5 separate regions of the Homo sapiens genome follow, and regions 1, 2, 3 and 4 are each linked to region 5. Evidence: chromatin contacts called from ENCODE Hi-C or POLR2A ChIA-PET data. All regions are on one chromosome and are shown on one strand. Each heading gives the region's core, a stretch centred on a gene start or an enhancer-like site at or near the end of the contact. The rest is flanking DNA. Distances are from core to core; before and after follow the strand shown.

What was found. Hi-C counts contacts between places; a loop is a spot of excess contacts on that map. ChIA-PET counts read pairs that join two places held with the same protein, here RNA polymerase II (POLR2A). Pooled maps may share reads with other maps.
Region 1: a loop to region 5 is called in a map of naive thymus-derived CD4-positive, alpha-beta T cell, with 25 times the contacts of the local background. The contact joins the promoter of IDH3G here to the promoter of MECP2 in region 5. A Hi-C loop is called at or near these places in 1 of 168 maps with a recorded cell type or tissue (naive thymus-derived CD4-positive, alpha-beta T cell), 10 of 37 single-sample maps with no recorded cell type and 11 of 50 pooled maps. POLR2A ChIA-PET finds 5 or more read pairs at or near these places in 2 of 52 experiments (both activated T-cell).
Region 2: a loop to region 5 is called in a pooled map, with 17 times the contacts of the local background. The contact joins the promoter of RPL10 here to the promoter of MECP2 in region 5. A Hi-C loop is called at or near these places in 1 of 168 maps with a recorded cell type or tissue (aorta) and 12 of 50 pooled maps. POLR2A ChIA-PET finds 5 or more read pairs at or near these places in 3 of 52 experiments (CD4-positive, alpha-beta T cell, activated CD8-positive, alpha-beta memory T cell and naive thymus-derived CD8-positive, alpha-beta T cell).
Region 3: a loop to region 5 is called in a map with no recorded cell type, with 27 times the contacts of the local background. The contact joins the promoter of CCNQ here to the promoter of MECP2 in region 5. A Hi-C loop is called at or near these places in 1 of 168 maps with a recorded cell type or tissue (right cardiac atrium), 3 of 37 single-sample maps with no recorded cell type and 10 of 50 pooled maps. POLR2A ChIA-PET finds 5 or more read pairs at or near these places in 1 of 52 experiments (WTC11).
Region 4: a loop to region 5 is called in a pooled map, with 4 times the contacts of the local background. The contact joins the promoter of PLXNB3 here to the promoter of MECP2 in region 5. A Hi-C loop is called at or near these places in 3 of 50 pooled maps. POLR2A ChIA-PET finds 5 or more read pairs at or near these places in 2 of 52 experiments (AG04449 and activated naive CD8-positive, alpha-beta T cell).

What each region holds. Positions count from the first base shown.
Region 1 is chrX:153,793,036-153,795,886 of GRCh38, reverse strand. It overlaps IDH3G (isocitrate dehydrogenase (NAD(+)) 3 non-catalytic subunit gamma), which reads left to right and starts at 1,512. Exons shown (of 13, transcript NM_004135.4): 1 at 1,512-1,641. The coding sequence starts at 1,561. It overlaps SSR4 (signal sequence receptor subunit 4), which reads right to left and starts at 1,219. Exons shown (of 6, transcript NM_006280.3): 1 at 1,133-1,219. The coding sequence starts at 1,199. RefSeq lists enhancers at 1,263-1,522, 1,422-2,149 and a silencer at 1,813-1,962.
Region 2 is chrX:154,396,783-154,399,810 of GRCh38, reverse strand. It overlaps RPL10 (ribosomal protein L10), which reads right to left and starts at 1,434. Exons shown (of 7, transcript NM_006013.5): 1 at 1,417-1,434; 2 at 1,269-1,314; 3 at 415-473; 4 at 217-324; 5 at 1-8. The coding sequence starts at 1,291. It overlaps LOC124905228 (a long non-coding RNA gene), which reads left to right and starts at 969. Exons shown (of 2, transcript XR_007068356.1): 1 at 969-2,226. RefSeq lists enhancers at 1-433, 434-979, 1,302-1,511, 1,524-2,069 and silencers at 2,072-2,141, 2,212-2,391.
Region 3 is chrX:153,597,691-153,600,715 of GRCh38, reverse strand. CCNQ (cyclin Q) reads left to right here and starts at 1,577. Exons shown (of 5, transcript NM_152274.5): 1 at 1,577-1,754. The coding sequence starts at 1,643. LOC105373383 (a long non-coding RNA gene) reads right to left here and starts at 1,376. Exons shown (of 1, transcript NR_131982.1): 1 at 823-1,376. RefSeq lists an enhancer at 1-66 and silencers at 1,207-1,346, 1,447-1,496, 1,507-1,866.
Region 4 is chrX:153,762,583-153,765,572 of GRCh38, reverse strand. It overlaps PLXNB3 (plexin B3), which reads right to left and starts at 1,324. Exons shown (of 36, transcript NM_005393.3): 1 at 1,269-1,324; 2 at 1-102. The coding sequence starts at 37. It overlaps PLXNB3-AS1 (PLXNB3 antisense RNA 1), which reads left to right. Exons shown (of 3, transcript NR_199696.1): 2 at 1,724-1,863.
Region 5 is chrX:154,096,299-154,099,335 of GRCh38, reverse strand. It overlaps MECP2 (methyl-CpG binding protein 2), which reads left to right and starts at 1,619. Exons shown (of 3, transcript NM_001110792.2): 1 at 1,619-1,732. The coding sequence starts at 1,671. RefSeq lists silencers at 1,334-1,693, 1,779-2,017, 1,994-2,053, 2,114-2,193 and an enhancer at 2,514-2,603.

The sequences.
Region 1 (2,851 bases), core at 263-2,762, 300 kb after region 5:
ACTTGTTAGCTGTGAGAGAAAGGACCTTGCCTTAGCCTTCTCCATAACCAGAGGCCCAAAGGAAAGGAAGGCTGCCGCCTACATCAGAGGGTGTGAAACAAAGGCTCCCCAAAGTGGGAATGTTCTCAGCCACCCGCTGTCCAAATGTGGTGCCCTGGCAGAACGATGGCTTCAGCAGAGGACGTCAGAGAAGGCTCTGGGTCTGGACCACAGGAGGCAGATCCCTAGGAACAGCGTGGAGGCAGTTCTCAGGGGCTAGATCCCGCCAGCCCTTCTGTGTCCTGCCTAAGTTGGGCCTGCTTCCTGTGGCGCAGGGGAGCCCCCGAAGGGTTTTATGGCCAGGCTTGTCCTCTGGATACGTCCCTGACTATAGTTCAGGGAATTCCTGAGGGGCAGATGAGGAGTGTGCGGAAAGGGAGGCCAGTTAGGCTGCCAAAACGTTGCAGGCAGCAAGGCTACTGGCCTGAAGGACGGCAGAAAAGGGAATGTGGAGAAAGCCGCCCCTGTCCAGTCCTGGCCCCCGGGCCCGGGGCTGGCTGCTGCAGCCACCTCCTAAACACACTCTGGAGTTCAGACCTCAGCCCCTCACGAATGCAAATCGACGGGACCCCTGGTCGGCTCTGCCGAAAACTCTGGTAAGGGTAAGGCAGGGCCCTCCGGAAAAGCCAGTCTTCGGCCTGGCACTCAAGGCCCTGCGCACCTTTGGCTCCCCATCTAACTCGCCCCGCTCTTGCTCCCTCTCCTCACTGAGGTCCCTTCCTAGCTTATGTGGCTCCTCCAGCCCCGTTTTTGGCCGCGATCGCTCAGCGCTACAGAGCTTCGCTCCGGTCCGACCCCGCAGGGAGCGGGAGCCGGGACATGTGTCACGTTCCGTGCTGCAGCTTGGGGGCCGGGCGCACCATGGAGGCTCGGGGACTCCTCTTCGTATGGGCAGACAAGGAAAAGCCTGGCTGCCGGTAAACGTGCGCGAGGTGCTTTGGTCCCCCCGTCCCAAGGCCGCCTGCCTCTCGGGGGAAGGCCCGGCCCGCAGCGACGGACCCTGAAAGGCCGGACCCCCGCATCCCTCCTGCCCCCAACACCACCTGCCGTGGGTCAGAGGCTCGCAAGAAAGAAGCCCCGGCTGGGCCGCTACCTGAGCAGCGGGAGAGGCTGGACAGCAGGAGCAGCGCCAGGGCGCCGAGAGATGCCATCGCCGCCATCGCCTCTTCTCTGCCTAGAGGAAAAGAAAACGAGCTCCCATGAACACGAGGGGCAAACGAGGAAGAGCGACGCGTAAGTGGCAGCGGCAGCCAATCGCGCACCGAACGGCTGGGCCGGCATTGTGACGTCTCTGGCAGCACTGACGTGGCCCCTCCCTGAGCCAGGGGCCCAGCTGGTCGCGGTCCCCCCCTCAACATGGCGGCAGCGGTGCTCTAGGCGCCGGAAGGGGGCGTGAATCGGTGCGACCGCGCGCGTGCGCAGTACCGGGTCCGCGCCTGTCCCCGAAACTTCGCACCCCGTCGAACTCTCGCGAGAGCGGTATCTGCGTGTCGGGACGTGCGGAGGCTCTCACTTTCCGTCATGGCGCTGAAGGTAGCGACCGTCGCCGGCAGCGCCGCGAAGGCGGTGCTCGGGCCAGCCCTTCTCTGCCGTCCCTGGGAGGTGAGCAGGGAAAGAGCCACGGGACCGCGGCAGCGGTCGCAGGGGAGCGGTGGGGTAGCCGCACCCGAAGCAGTCTGGAGTCCGATTGGCTAGGGGCCCCACCAGGGGCGGGGAAAGGGCTTCGCGCCGGGGTTGATTGGCCGCCTCCGCTGTCACTGAGGGGATTGGCCGAAGTTGGCCCTGGACCGGCTCCCCCAGGGGGTCTGCATCGGGTGGCGGGGGGCCCTCCGGACGGGCCGGGAGAGTGGGCCACGGCGGCTGTCACCTCCTTAGTGTCCTTGAAGGAGCCCTTCTGAGGCAGTCACTCACGTATCCCGGCCCGCCTTTCTCAAACCGCTTCGGGAATCCGGTTCCGGGACTCAAATTTCTCCACGGTTTCCTCTCTCGTGGACCGCTTTGCCACCTATCCCGGTGGCAAAGAACCGGACTTTGCCAGTCATCCCCCATAGTCCCCCAGTCTTAGAGCCCCAGATGCCTTCCCCTCGAGGCGCCTGGAATGGGAAGGAGCTAGGGTTTCTGAGGCTGCGGGGGTTTTGCTTCTGCTCTTCTCCGTGTGCGGTCTTGCGTATTCAGGTCCGAGTCTTCTTTCCTTACACTTATTTAAGAAGAGGTTAATTTAGGTCCTAGGTGGGCTGGAAACCATCTGAAGCAGCTGCCAGCCAGCACCTGGCCCTGATGGGTAAGAGGTTTGACCTCTAGGCCATGCTCCCACACTGAGCCACTGCGTGGCCTTAGGCCATTTCCTCCTCTCTCTGGGTTCTAGTTTCCCCTTTGGAACCCAGAGGGGAGGAGACTTCATGTTCTCAAAGGATCCTGTCAACTCTGACCTTCCAGAACTCCGTGACTTTGCGGCCACTCCCCAGGGACATCTCTACTTGCCATGTTTTCTCCTTCTGACCTCTGGGGGAGACTGCTTGTGCCTAATGAAATTCTCTTGACGATGCTGACTTCTCCCACCTTGCTGCTGAAAGGACGGCAGTATATAGTGGCTTTCCAGAGGCTCTGATGGCTCCAGCAACTGGGCTCCTGTAGGCTCTTGGTGAAGACATGTGTGCCTCCTCCCTGACCTCCCCTGTGTGTGTGCCTGTGTGTGCGTTGGGGTGGGAGTAGGGGACAGTGAACGGTGGGTAGCTGGGCAGTGCCTTGCCCTGAGACTGACCGTCCTGGGTGTGAGAACCCTTACAGAGGAACCCCAGGTCTTGAATCCCAC
Region 2 (3,028 bases), core at 185-2,684, 300 kb before region 5:
CTCCAGGGCTAGGTAGGGAGAAGAAAAGCAGCAAAGTGAGAGAAGATAATAGAGAAACATTCACCACGACTATCTCCAGCTCAGGGGAACTGTGTTGGCTGAGTTTTGTAAGGCTCATGTTTCATCAACTCCCAATTCCAGTGCAGTGTATGTGGGTGGGGTTGAGGGAGCACGGAGGAAGGACTGGGGGGTGACGAACAAAGAATCCTGCCTTACCTTCAGAGGACAGCTGCTCATATTCATCTGACACCATGTGGCCACAAAGCGGAAACTCATCCACTTTTGCCTTTTTCCGCCCCAGGTCAAAAATGCGAATCTTGGCATCTAAAAGGATTGGGTAAGTGTGCAGGGGGTGTCACAGACGGACGCGGAGTCCGCAGAGCCAACCAGTGCAGGGGCTCTTCCACTACTTACCAGGGACACCTCGGCAGAAGCGAGACTTTGGGTACGGCTTGTTCTTACAATACCGGTAACTGCAGGGGAGTGAAAAAACACAGGTTAGGTGAGGTTCACAGAAAGCCCAACAGGCACTTTGCCCCTCAAGGAACAACCCAAACGAGGGACGGGAAAAGGGTGGGGAATGCACGTCCACTTCTAAACCGTTTCCATTCGGGGAAATAAACTACAAAGCAACAGTTGGCTGCTGCAACACAGACAACACCCAAGACTAGAAACAACAGACACCATCTTCCGTTACTTTGTCTTACGCTTCCTATAAACACTTTGCAACAAACTTTCCTAGTTAAAAATTCTCTCTTCAAGACACTGCGTACTACAAAATCGCCGCATTATCATTGCACAGCTCAGGTCACCCAATTTAAGACTTTCGGGCACGTGGCACTAAATCCACCTCCAAGCCGAGTGGAAATGCGTCTGGCGCCCCCTGTAGGACACAGGAGGCGGCCGCACCCGTTTTTCCCGGACTGCCCTTCACGTCCGACAACGCACGCGGCACGTCGCCCGGAAATAAGACAGAGAACGCACACAAAGGCCCCAAGAGCGTATCTAGCGCCCGAAAATGCGGTGAGCTTGCAGGACACAGGCAGAGATACGAGGGAACCGTCGCTTCCACACCGACACGGGAACGAAGGAACAGACAGTAATATTGCAGACTAAAAAATAGCCGGGAGGTGTAAAACATAGGGTCAGTTCCCAAGACAGGGCCGCCGCACGGGGGAGGCTCCACCCCACAATTGTTTTCAGCGGCCATAGGCACTTCTTTCCCCGCCCGTTTCCCAGCAGTGAAAGTACACGGATTCAAGACTCACCAACGGGCGGGGCGGCGGCCCATGGCGACACCAGGATCTTCAGTGGCTGCAACGAAAAAGAGAGAGTCGGAACGGAAGACGAGAACAGACCTAAAAGGTGTGAGAACCAGCAACGGCACCGCAAGAGACGACAACTGCGCTTACTCACCACACCGAAGGGAAAGAGGCGCTCCTCCGCCTGCGCATGGCTTATATAGGCGGTCTGTCTGCGCGCGTAAGAACCATAGAGTCCTGTCGAAGACGGGTGGACGCTCTGTCAGACGTCATGACCATAGACGCAGCCGCTCTTGGCGCTTGCGCCCGGGCGTAGCCCAGCACATGCGCAGATCAGAGAGGTGACCGGGTACCAGGGCCGCGGGCGGCCAGCTGACGAATGGGGCTTCGCCACATGGTCGCGAGAAGCCCGCTTCCGGCTGGCCATCTTGGGCGTAGAACTCTTGCCCTAGGCTTTGCCGTTAACTGTGACAGACGTATATTTCTGAGAGTGGAAAAAAGGAAAGTACCCTAGGTGGGCCTCCCGGCGACCGCGAGAGTGTCCCTGAGCTTGCACGGGTCTCGGACACGCGCTCCGTGCCTCCTTCTAGGCTAGAGGCCCCGGCGGTGAAGCGCCATACGGGGATCTGGGCCCGCGTTCCTTTGTCAACCCGGGAGGCCGGAGGGGGAGACCCATTCCCCTACCGGAGAGGCTGGACCAGGCCTTGCTGGGAGCCATGCCCCGTATCCCCGTTTCCTGGAGACCCAGGGTTCGCACATTGCCGCGGGGAAGAGGTCGAGGAGAAATCTCCACGGAGACTCATGGCCTGGGAAACCCCGGGGCATCTCTAGCCCCGCTCCGCCCACCCTGACCCGCACCGTCCCGACCAGCTGCGTCTCGGGCGCCGCCTCCCATGAGCCGCTCTCGCCTGGGCACCGCCCCACCTCGCCCTTCCCACTCCACTGTGCTCAAGAGTCCCTCCGGGTGCGTCTGGGGGTCGTGGGGAAGCAGGGCCGCCCCCACCCGCCCACGGGGCAGCATCCGGGGAGAGGTGCGCAGAGCAGGCGGGCGTCCTGGGGGAAGTGGCATCTGGAGGTATCTGTCCACCATTCTGCAGGTGGGGCGCGGTGGGGTAACAAAGTCTTCCCGTCCTTTGACAGGAAGGACGGGAGGAAATCCTGCTCGAGCGCACCTGTTTTCCAGGATGATATGTCGCTTTTATAAATGGCTGCAGGTCCCTTTGAGAAAAGCTTGGGACGATTTCTGGGGTGCACTTGCAGCAGTGGTGCAAGGTCCTTCCCAGGGGAACCTAGCCTCCCTTTCCATCATGGGACTCTGGATGCCGGCGGTGACTTAGGTCTGGAAACTGGGTTCGAGGCTGTAACACCACTGGGGCAGTACAAGTCAGGAATTGCGGCGGAGTGCCGTGGCTCACGCCTGTGATCTCAGCACTTTGAGGGGCGGAGGTGGGCGGATCACTTGAGCCCAGGAATTTGAGACCTGGACAACATGGCGAAAAACCGCCTCTACAAAAATTAAAAACTAAAAATTGGCTGGGCGCAGTGGCTCACGCCTGTAATTCCAGCACTTTGGGAGGCCGAGGCGGGCGGATCATGAGGTCAGCAGATCGAGACCAGCCTGGCCAACATGGTGAAACCCCGTCTCTACTAAAAATACAAAAATTAGCTGGGCATGCTGGCTGGTGCCTGTAATCCCAGCTGCTTCGGAGGCTGAGGCAGGAGAATCGCTTGAACCCGGGAGGCGGAGGTTGCAGTGAGCCGAGACC
Region 3 (3,025 bases), core at 328-2,827, 500 kb after region 5:
CCTCGCCTTTTAGAAAGCTCGCTCTGGCGGCTGGTATTGTGGGGTGAATGCCAGCCCCCAAAAGGTGTGTCCGTGTCCTAATCCCTGTTACTGTGACCTTATTTAGCAGAAGGGCCTTTGCAAGATGTAATGAAAATAAGGATGTCAAGATGAGCTCCTCCTGGATTATCTAGGTAGGCCCTAATCCAGTGACAGGTGTGCTTATAAGAGACAGACGAGAAGACAGGGAGAAGGCCATGTAGAGACGGAGGCACAGATTGGAGTGATGGGGCCACAAGCCCAGGAAGAACTCAGGCTGCAGAAGCTGGAAGAGCAAGGAAGAACTGATCCTCTGCCAGAGCCTTTGAGGGAGCAAAGCCCTAGTGTCACCTCCATTTCAGGTGTCTGGCCTCCAGAATTGAGAGAGGATATACTTCTGCTGTTTTTAGCAACCCAATTTGTGGTCATTTGTTACAGCAGCCCCAGGAAACTAACCCAGCTGGGATGGAGAGAGGACTTGGGGAGGCTGGTGGAGGCAGGAAGTGCTGAGGAAGGAGAATGAGGCCGGACTGGGTGTGTGGGGTGGGGGTAAGAGGTGGAGACTTCCACACCATCAGGAGATCAAGGCGCCTGGGCAGAAGGGTTTAGGGAGCAGTAGCTTTTTCCTCTCCATATTGCCAGCTGTCTGAAATTGTAGCAATGATCTGAATGTATCAGAATGACTCCAGTGACTGTCACTAACTTGGGAGTGAGTACCTTTGGGGTTCTATGTCCCTAAAGCCTGATGCACCATTTCCTGCTTGTGGAAGACGCGAATGAAAAATGAGATGGTAAATACCTGAGTTCGATATTCAGCATTCATTCAGCAAACATTTATTAGGCTCCTACTGTGCGTCGCGCTGGAAAGGCAAGCAGAAGCTAGATTCCCAATCGATCCCGGGAGGCTGGACGATCCAGACACAAACACCGTTCATGCGTCTATTCGAAAAGGCCCTCTTGGAATTTTGTGCACAGCATTTCCTTGGGGTGTCGATGGATCGGGGTCTGCAAACATTAGCACCTTTTCCGGTGGCCGCTGTCTTCTCAGACCTCAGACACCGGCGCCTCCCCGTGAACTCCCGCAGGCGTCCCTAGCCCAGGGCTTGGCGGGCGCTGCCGGTTGTACCTGGCCTAAGCCACGCTGGGCCGACAGCCCGGGGCGACACCCCCTTCGGACGGCGGGGATTTGCGGCTCGGGTGACCGGAGGTGCCCTCCCGCGGGTCTCGGAGCAGCTCCGCGGGCTCTCGCTCCGCGGGGAGGAGCCTGCGTCTCCCAGGGGCGGGGCTCGAGGCGCCTAGGGGCCGGTGGACACATACCAGCCGCCCCGTGGTGTCGGCCTCTGCGCCTGCGCCTGCGCCTGCGCGCGCGGCCAGGCAGCGTCTGTGGCGCAAGCGCGCGCTCACCCTTGGGCGAGGGCCCTGAGGGGCGGGGCGGGGCGGAGGAGCGGCGGGGCGGCGAGGGGCGGGGCGGGGCGGCGAGGGGCGGGGCGGGGCGGCGAGGGGCGGGGCGGGGCGGGGCCGGACGCGGCCGGGTGGGGCGGCAGCGCCCGCCGCGAGCACCTCCAGTTCTGCCGGCTTCTGCGCGCCGGGGCCGCCTCTCCTTCCGCCGGTGCCGCGGCGCCTCATGGAAGCCCCGGAGGGCGGCGGAGGGGGGCCTGCAGCGCGGGGCCCGGAGGGGCAGCCGGCGCCCGAAGCCAGGGTGCACTTCCGAGTGGCGAGGTTCATCATGGAGGCAGGTAACCGCGGCCGGGGGAGGCCAGGACAGGCGGCGCCGCGGCCCGCTTCGCGGAGCGGGCCCGGCTGGCCAGGCCGGCCTTCTGGAGTGCTCACCGTAGCAGAGGCCGGGAAGCCCTGCTCGGGGCTGAGGACCTCCGCCTTTGCGCCGCGCCCGGTGTGCTGAGCAGTGAGCCGCGAGGTATCCCCATGGCGTGGACCGGTGTGCAGGCCCTAGGAGAGGACGTGGCCGGGTTGGGCCTCCAGCGAGGCGGAGACCGGCCCGGGCGCCCGCAGCTCTGCGCAGTGCGCCACGCCTTCTGCCGGCACCCGCGGCCCTGCACTCCGGTAGACTTTATGGCGCTTAGTCGCGCGGAGCCTTTTGGAGAACGCTGTCCGAGGGTTCCTGTCACTCCGGGGACCTAGGCTGCTTGCAGCTCCTGTTCCGAACCCTGCCAGGACATCCACAGTAGTGTTGGGCTCCGCGCTTCCCAGGCGAGGTGATTAAGCTAAGATCTCTGTAGAAACATCGTTTCCATCCAGCCATCAACAGTATTTTTTTTTTTTTCGAGACGGAGTCTCGCTCTGTTGGCCAGGCTGGAGTGCAGTGGCGTGATCTCGGCTCACTGCAACCTCCGTCTCCCGGACTAAAGCAATTATCCTTCCTCACGCTTCCGAGTAGCTGGAATTACAGGTGTGTGCCACCGTACCCGGCTAATGTTTGTATTTTTAGTAGAGACGGGGTTTCACCATGTTGGCCAGGCTGGTCTTGAACTCCTGGCCTCAGGTGATCCAGTTGCCTCGCCCTCCCAAAGTGCTGGGATTACAGGCGTGAGCTACCTCGTCCGGCCCATCAACAGTATCTTGATAGGAGATACTGTTAGTTGGCGGGTAGTTATTTCCTACCTTTACTGCTTGGGGGAGAAGGGTTGGGCAGATGTGCTTTCTACCCAAGGTGGGCGGAGAGTCTGAGGACTGCTGCAGGACTGTTCATCCCAGTGATATGTAAATTTACTGTAATTTGCAAGAAGAGTTGCAAAGTTATTATTAGGGAAGGATGGCAGTGACACCTCATCTGCTACCGTCTGCTCGGAGGGTCCGTGTAAATTGGGGTTTGCTCTGTAAAACAAAGCTTGGAAGGTCATGTCAGTAACAGCACCTTATCTGGCATCTCCTGGAATGAGGGGTCCCAGGTAGGAATTGTCTTTATATAACAAGTTTAGACCTTCTGAGGGACTTCTTTATAAAATGTATTACACAATCCTTTGTCCTTTGTAGGAGGCTAAATATTGAT
Region 4 (2,990 bases), core at 75-2,574, 330 kb after region 5:
GGTGCAGCAGAGGGGTCTCCTGGGCGGCGTGGCACATACGCTCAGTTCAGCTGCCCCAGGGCAGTGGCGATGGGCATGAGATGGCTGCGGGGGGGCATTGTCCTGAGTGGGAGGGAGACAGTCGAGGCTCAGCCCCATTCGAGCTGGCCTGGGGAAGGAGGGGCGGCGGTGGGGGTGGCGCCCAGGGCCTAGCGACCGGGCTCCCTCACAGCTGGCAGCTTTGTCAATAGTGGCCAGGCCAAGGCAGCCCTGCCTCCACCACAACAATGTTCCCTCTGTCCAGAGGCCAGGCCAGGGCCCCACTCGCTAGTGCTGTCACCCCCACTGGGCTGTTCTGGACAGGGGGCTCCTTGCCACTTCCCACCCTCAGGGAGCCACCCCCGGGATCCGGGGACAAAGGGCCGGGGTTTCCTCCAGCCAGCCCTCCCCCTCTGGCCCTGCAACCCCTGTGTCACTAAGCATGCCCCTCCCTGGCTCCCCGGGTCCCTGTGAAGGGCACGGGGTGGACCTTGGAGCCCCTGCAAATGCCGGCTGGTAGCCTTGGGGCCTGGGTGAAGTGCCAGTCCTGGCCCTCAATGCCTGCCTTTGTCCAAAAGATCTTCCTCCACACCCCCAGCCCAGCCCTGCCCCTGGGGACTGGTGAAGTGGTGCCAGGTACAGCATGGTGGCAGCGAGCAGGACCACGGGAGGAGGCTGCTTGAGATGGGCTGAGGCAGAGGGTCCACAGGCCGGGGCTGTCCACCCCACCCTCTGAAGCACCGTCCTGCTGGCCTAGATGCCATCCATGCAGGGGATGGGGAAGGGAGGGGCACCTAGCAGCTAGACCCCCTGTCACCCTCACAGGCCACCCTGGCCAGTGGCACAGGAGCAGGTGCACTGGGGATGGGGTCTCTGCCTCCCCCACAGCACGGCAGCAGTAGGCTCCAGGGCAAGGTGGCAGTGGGCTGCTGTCACCTGGCTGGGCCAGTTGGGTGGCTGTGGGGGTGGGGAGCCAGGCGGGCAGCCTCTCTACCCTGTACCCTGCCCGAGGCTGGCGTTGGCTTTCCCATTTCGGGGAAGAAACATGGTTCCCCACCTCCTAACCCCAGGGCTACCACTTGGGGGACACCGTGCTCCCAGACACCTAGTGCCGTCGTCAGGCTGGGCCGACACCCGAGCGCTCTTGCCTGACCCCAGCCAGTTGGCCCTGAGACCCTGATGCCTTGCCCTGAGGCTGGTAGCCCCTGCACCCCAAGCCCAAGCCCAAGCCTGCCCCAGCTCTTGCCTACCTGGTGGGCCACCGGCGAGGGCCAAGTAGCAGCTGGCGGTGCCAGGAGCACGTCTCACAGAGCCCCAGCCTCCCTCCCCACAATGCAATCGTGCCCAGTCCGACTCATCCCAACAAGCCCGGCCAGGCAGCCCAGCCTCTCTCCGCCCGCCCCTTTGCCCAATGGCACAGGGCAGGATGTTGCTGCCCTCTGCTGGCCGCAGCGGGCATGATGGAGTACTGACCGTGGGCACCTGGCAGGTGAGAGACGGCAGCGCCCTCCTATTGGGTGGGCATTCCATAACCTGGCACGAAGCACCTACTGGATGCCAGGCTTGGGCTTGGCACTGGCACCATCCAGAAACAAACACAGGTTGGGAAACTGAGGCACAGGAGGTTAGGAAACTTGAATAAAGTCACACAGCTAGTATGTGGCAAGGCTGAGTCAATCACAGGGCCCCTTCACTTAACCGTCAGGCTACATGACCTTGAACCATGAACCTTGGCAGGCGTTGGGCAGGAGATGGAGCTGAGGCCTACCCCAGGCCAGGCCTGGACGTGACATGCCCACGTGGCGTTGAGGAAAAACCAGTGTTTCCCACCGACTGGAACACAAGGTTGGTCAAGGGCCGTCTCCCAGGGTGTGGCGGAGGTCAGCAAATCAGGTGGGGTCTTTGTGGCCAGGCTTGAGAACTTGAACTTGTCTCGCCATGGGCAACTGCAAGCTGGTGGCACTGGGGCAGAGAATGTGGGGAGGCCTGGTCCAGTGGTGGTCATGGGCATGGAGAGAGGCGGGCGCGTTCTAGAGGCGCTCTGGGGAGGCAGCATTCTGAAGACTGTGCGTTGGACCCAGGGCAGGAGGCGAAGGCAGGAGAATCCAGGCGACCCTGGGGCTTTTCTGCTGGGGCACTGTTCCCCCTGTGGCAGGGCCATCCACAGAGGGGCTGGCGGAAGTGGGAGGACGGTAAGACTGAGGGGCCCATGAGGGAGGAGGAAATGGTGATGGGGCTGGGGAGGCCTGGGGGTGAGAAGCTTGGCTCAGGTGGCTGGAGCCCTGGGGGCGGCCAGGGTATAGGGCCAGGTGTTGGCCCTGGAGCTCAAAGGCCCAGCAGACTCGGGGTATGGGTGCTTCCCTGAGCAGCTGTGTCATTCTTTCCAACCTGCATGGAGAGAAATGGGGCACAGAGGTGGGTAACTTGCCCAGGGCCATGACCTGACGTCGTTTCTTCAGAGTGCATTCCACAGAGATGGGATTTGAACCTGGGCATTCTGGCACGGGCCACGCTCTGGACCACTGGGCCCCAGATCCACAGCTTCTCACCTGCAGCCGCTGAGGATGTGGAGGCAGACCAGGCAGGCCCGTGGGAAGGACCACCAAAAAGCGAGTGAGCAGCCGGCGAGGGGTCTCTCCCCAACAGGAAGGCCAGGCAGCCTTGAAGGAGCCAGGGAGGGATTTAGAAGCTCCAGGAGGGGAGGCTTGGGGGAGCCAGCTGGCCTCTCTCCCTCTCCCTGTCCTTCCCCCCATGCCTACCCCAACACACACACACATGTCCTTGCTGGCCCCGGATGAGACAGACGCCTGCAATCTGGCATGGGGAATGGGTTTCTCCTTCCTTTCCACAGAAGAAAATAAATCAGGCTGGGCGTCGTGGCTCCCGCCTGTAATCCCAGCACTTTGGGAGCCTAAGGCAGCAGGATCACTTGGGCCCAGGAGTTCTAGACCAGCATGGGCAACATAGTGAGA
Region 5 (3,037 bases), core at 370-2,869:
ATGGTGAACTCCCATCTCTATCAAAAATACAAAAACTTAGCCAGGCGTGGTGGTTCGCATCTGTGGTCCCAGCTACTTAGGACGCTGAGGAGGGAGGATCGCTTGAGCTCAGGGTGGACGTTGCAGTGAGCCAAGATTGCGCCACTGCACTGCAGCCTGGGTGACAGAATGAGACCCCATCCCCACCCCCCCCAAAAAAGAATGAACTCCCAGTTCTCATAGTGGCCCCAGCTGCCTTTCCAATCACATTCCCTACCACTCTCCAGCAACACTGACTTCCTCGTTAGTCCCCAACATGCCAGGCATAGTCTCTCCTCATGTCCTTTGAACTTGCCTGGAATGTTCTTTCCCCAGATATTCATATGAGGGAGTAAAATGAGGGTGAAAACCAGCAGATATCTAAATAGCACCCCCTTCACTTAGTTTATCTTTCTCAAAGCCCTTATCACTATGTGAAATGATATATTATACTTATTTGTATGCTAGTATGAATCTTCCCGGCAAGAATGTTAGTTTGCTGTCTGTTCAGTACCGTGCATCCAGAGCCTGGAAGAGTGCCTGGCACATAGCAGGTAGTCAATAAATGAATGGGGGCAAGCAGCCAAATCAGAATCAGGTTTTCTTGCTAAGCATAGAACTAACAGAAGGATCATTGAATGGATTGGATAATGACTGGCATCAGGGTAAGGTCCCCTTAACAAACACTCCTGTCCTGAACACCTGGTTAGCTAACAGTTTTCTCATACTCTTATTTTCCCAAAACACAATTGCTGGATCTCAGCTCCAAATCAACTCTTCTAGGAAAGTGAAAAATTGCTGGATCTCAGCTCCCAAATCATATCTTCCAGGCAGAGCTAACATTGCCCCTTATTCACACCTCCACCAAACCATCTGATCCAACAGTGACAGGTGTCACGAGGCCTTGGCATGCACTCTCTTCCCCCGCCAGAGTTCTGCGAAAGCCAGGGTTGCGATTTGTTGTCAGTTTATTCCCCGCCTCTATGAGAGTGTGAGCACTGGGCAGGCTCGGATGAAATAATGCATTGAGTAGGCCTCTGAAACCAAGGCCCCTCAGCTGGGGCAACGTCAGGCTCCAGGGTGGGCAACTTTGCTGCTTCTGCCGAAGATAGTGATATTGAGAAAATGTGGGTGCAATGAAACGCTTATTGCAGCGCACTCGGTGCATCTGTGGACAGAGGGTCAATCGCCCCTCAGAGCAGCGCAAACAGGCGTCCCAAGCCTAGGCCTTCACTTGCCCCAGCATCCGCAAGGGTCCATTAATCCTTAACATTCAAATTCCGCCCACTAAACCAGTCCCTCCGCGCCCAAGCCGCCTCTTTTCCCCAAACGACGGCCGAAAGCAGCCAATCAACAGCTGGAGGGGTCCGCCCCCTTTTCCCTGGCCGAAATGGACAGGAAATCTCGCCAATTGACGGCATCGCCGCTGAGACTCCCCCCTCCCCCGTCCTCCCCGTCCCAGCCCGGCCATCACAGCCAATGACGGGCGGGCTCGCAGCGGCGCCGAGGGCGGGGCGCGGGCGCGCAGGTGCAGCAGCGCGCGGGCCGGCCAAGAGGGCGGGGCGCGACGTCGGCCGTGCGGGGTCCCGGCGTCGGCGGCGCGCGCGCTCCCTCCTCTCGGAGAGAGGGCTGTGGTAAAAGCCGTCCGGAAAATGGCCGCCGCCGCCGCCGCCGCGCCGAGCGGAGGAGGAGGAGGAGGCGAGGAGGAGAGACTGTGAGTGGGACCGCCGTGGCCGCGGGCGGGGACCCTTGCCGGGGGGCGGGGGTCAGGGGCGGGACGTGGCGCGGGAGGGGCCCGCGGGGTCGGACGACACGGCTGGCGGATGGCGTCCCTCCTCTCTACCCTCCCCCTCCCGCCGCCGCCGGTGGCGACTCTCCCCTCGGCCCGTCACCCCTGCTCGCGGGTGACCGTCCTCGGCGCGGCCTCCCTGGAGCCGCCTTCGCCTGACGCCCCTCTTCCTCCCGCCCTCGACGCGCATCCCGGCCCCCGGCCCCGCGGGCGCCCCTGTCGCCGGGGCTTCGCCTGTCGGGGCTGCGCGCGCTCCTGCCCTTCTCGGGGCTTTGGGCCGCGGCGCCGTCGCGCGCCCGCGGCCCCGGCCTCTCCCTGGATCGCGCTCTCCCCCTCCCTCCCTCGCGCGCCCCCTCTCCCGTTACTCGGCCCCCCCACCGGCGCGCGTGCGCACTTCGCCTCCCGTCGGGAGAGTGCGCCACAAGGGCTCCTGAGCTCTCACCCCCATCTCTGGGCTTTGCCTCCCCCTCCTTCTCGCCCATTCCATGAATTTCTGCCCCCCGCTACCCCCCCGCGAGCGAGTAGGTCCACCGGCTCCTTTCCCCATCTAGCAGGAACAAGTAGGTGGGGATTATTATCCACAAAAGGGACTAGACATTGTGTTCTGGGTCCCACAACTCATCATAAAGAGGTGGTTATAGTTCCCATCAGGAGCCGTGGGTAGGGGACTGTGCGTCCAGCAGCACCCGAGGCTCTTCGGCGCCAGAGGCTCTAAGGTGCGAGCGTGTCCCCAGGGTGCTCAGAGGTTCTTTGGAGTGCTGTGGCCTCGGAATGTGAGCACCCTCCCATCCTACCCTCCCCTTCGCCGGCGATCTTCCAGTTACATAAGTGGAGTGGGACATAGTAGGTAACGGGCTCTCATCGCCCTGGAGCGCTCGGGATCACCGGTACCAGATGGGGCAAGTTCATCGCGACGCTGTGGCTCCTGTTAATTGTGCCTGAAAGGTTATCCTCTGTTCAGTTTGGTCATGACCGAATCACCCAAACTGAAACTCAGATGACTTTTATATGGCAGTGGCAATGTTTCTGTGGTTTTGCACTAAAGACTTAAGGTCATTATGAAGAGTGTAAAAGGATTGCTGTCGCAGGGGAGACCGTTTATGACATTGCTAAGTATGGACCCCGAGGGGGAAAAAGCTCATTCTGGAATTGCTCTGTGGCGGTTGCTTCTGTTGCGAGTGTGTTCGGGTGTGGGTTGGTCACAGCAGAAATGGGCTCCACCACAAAATT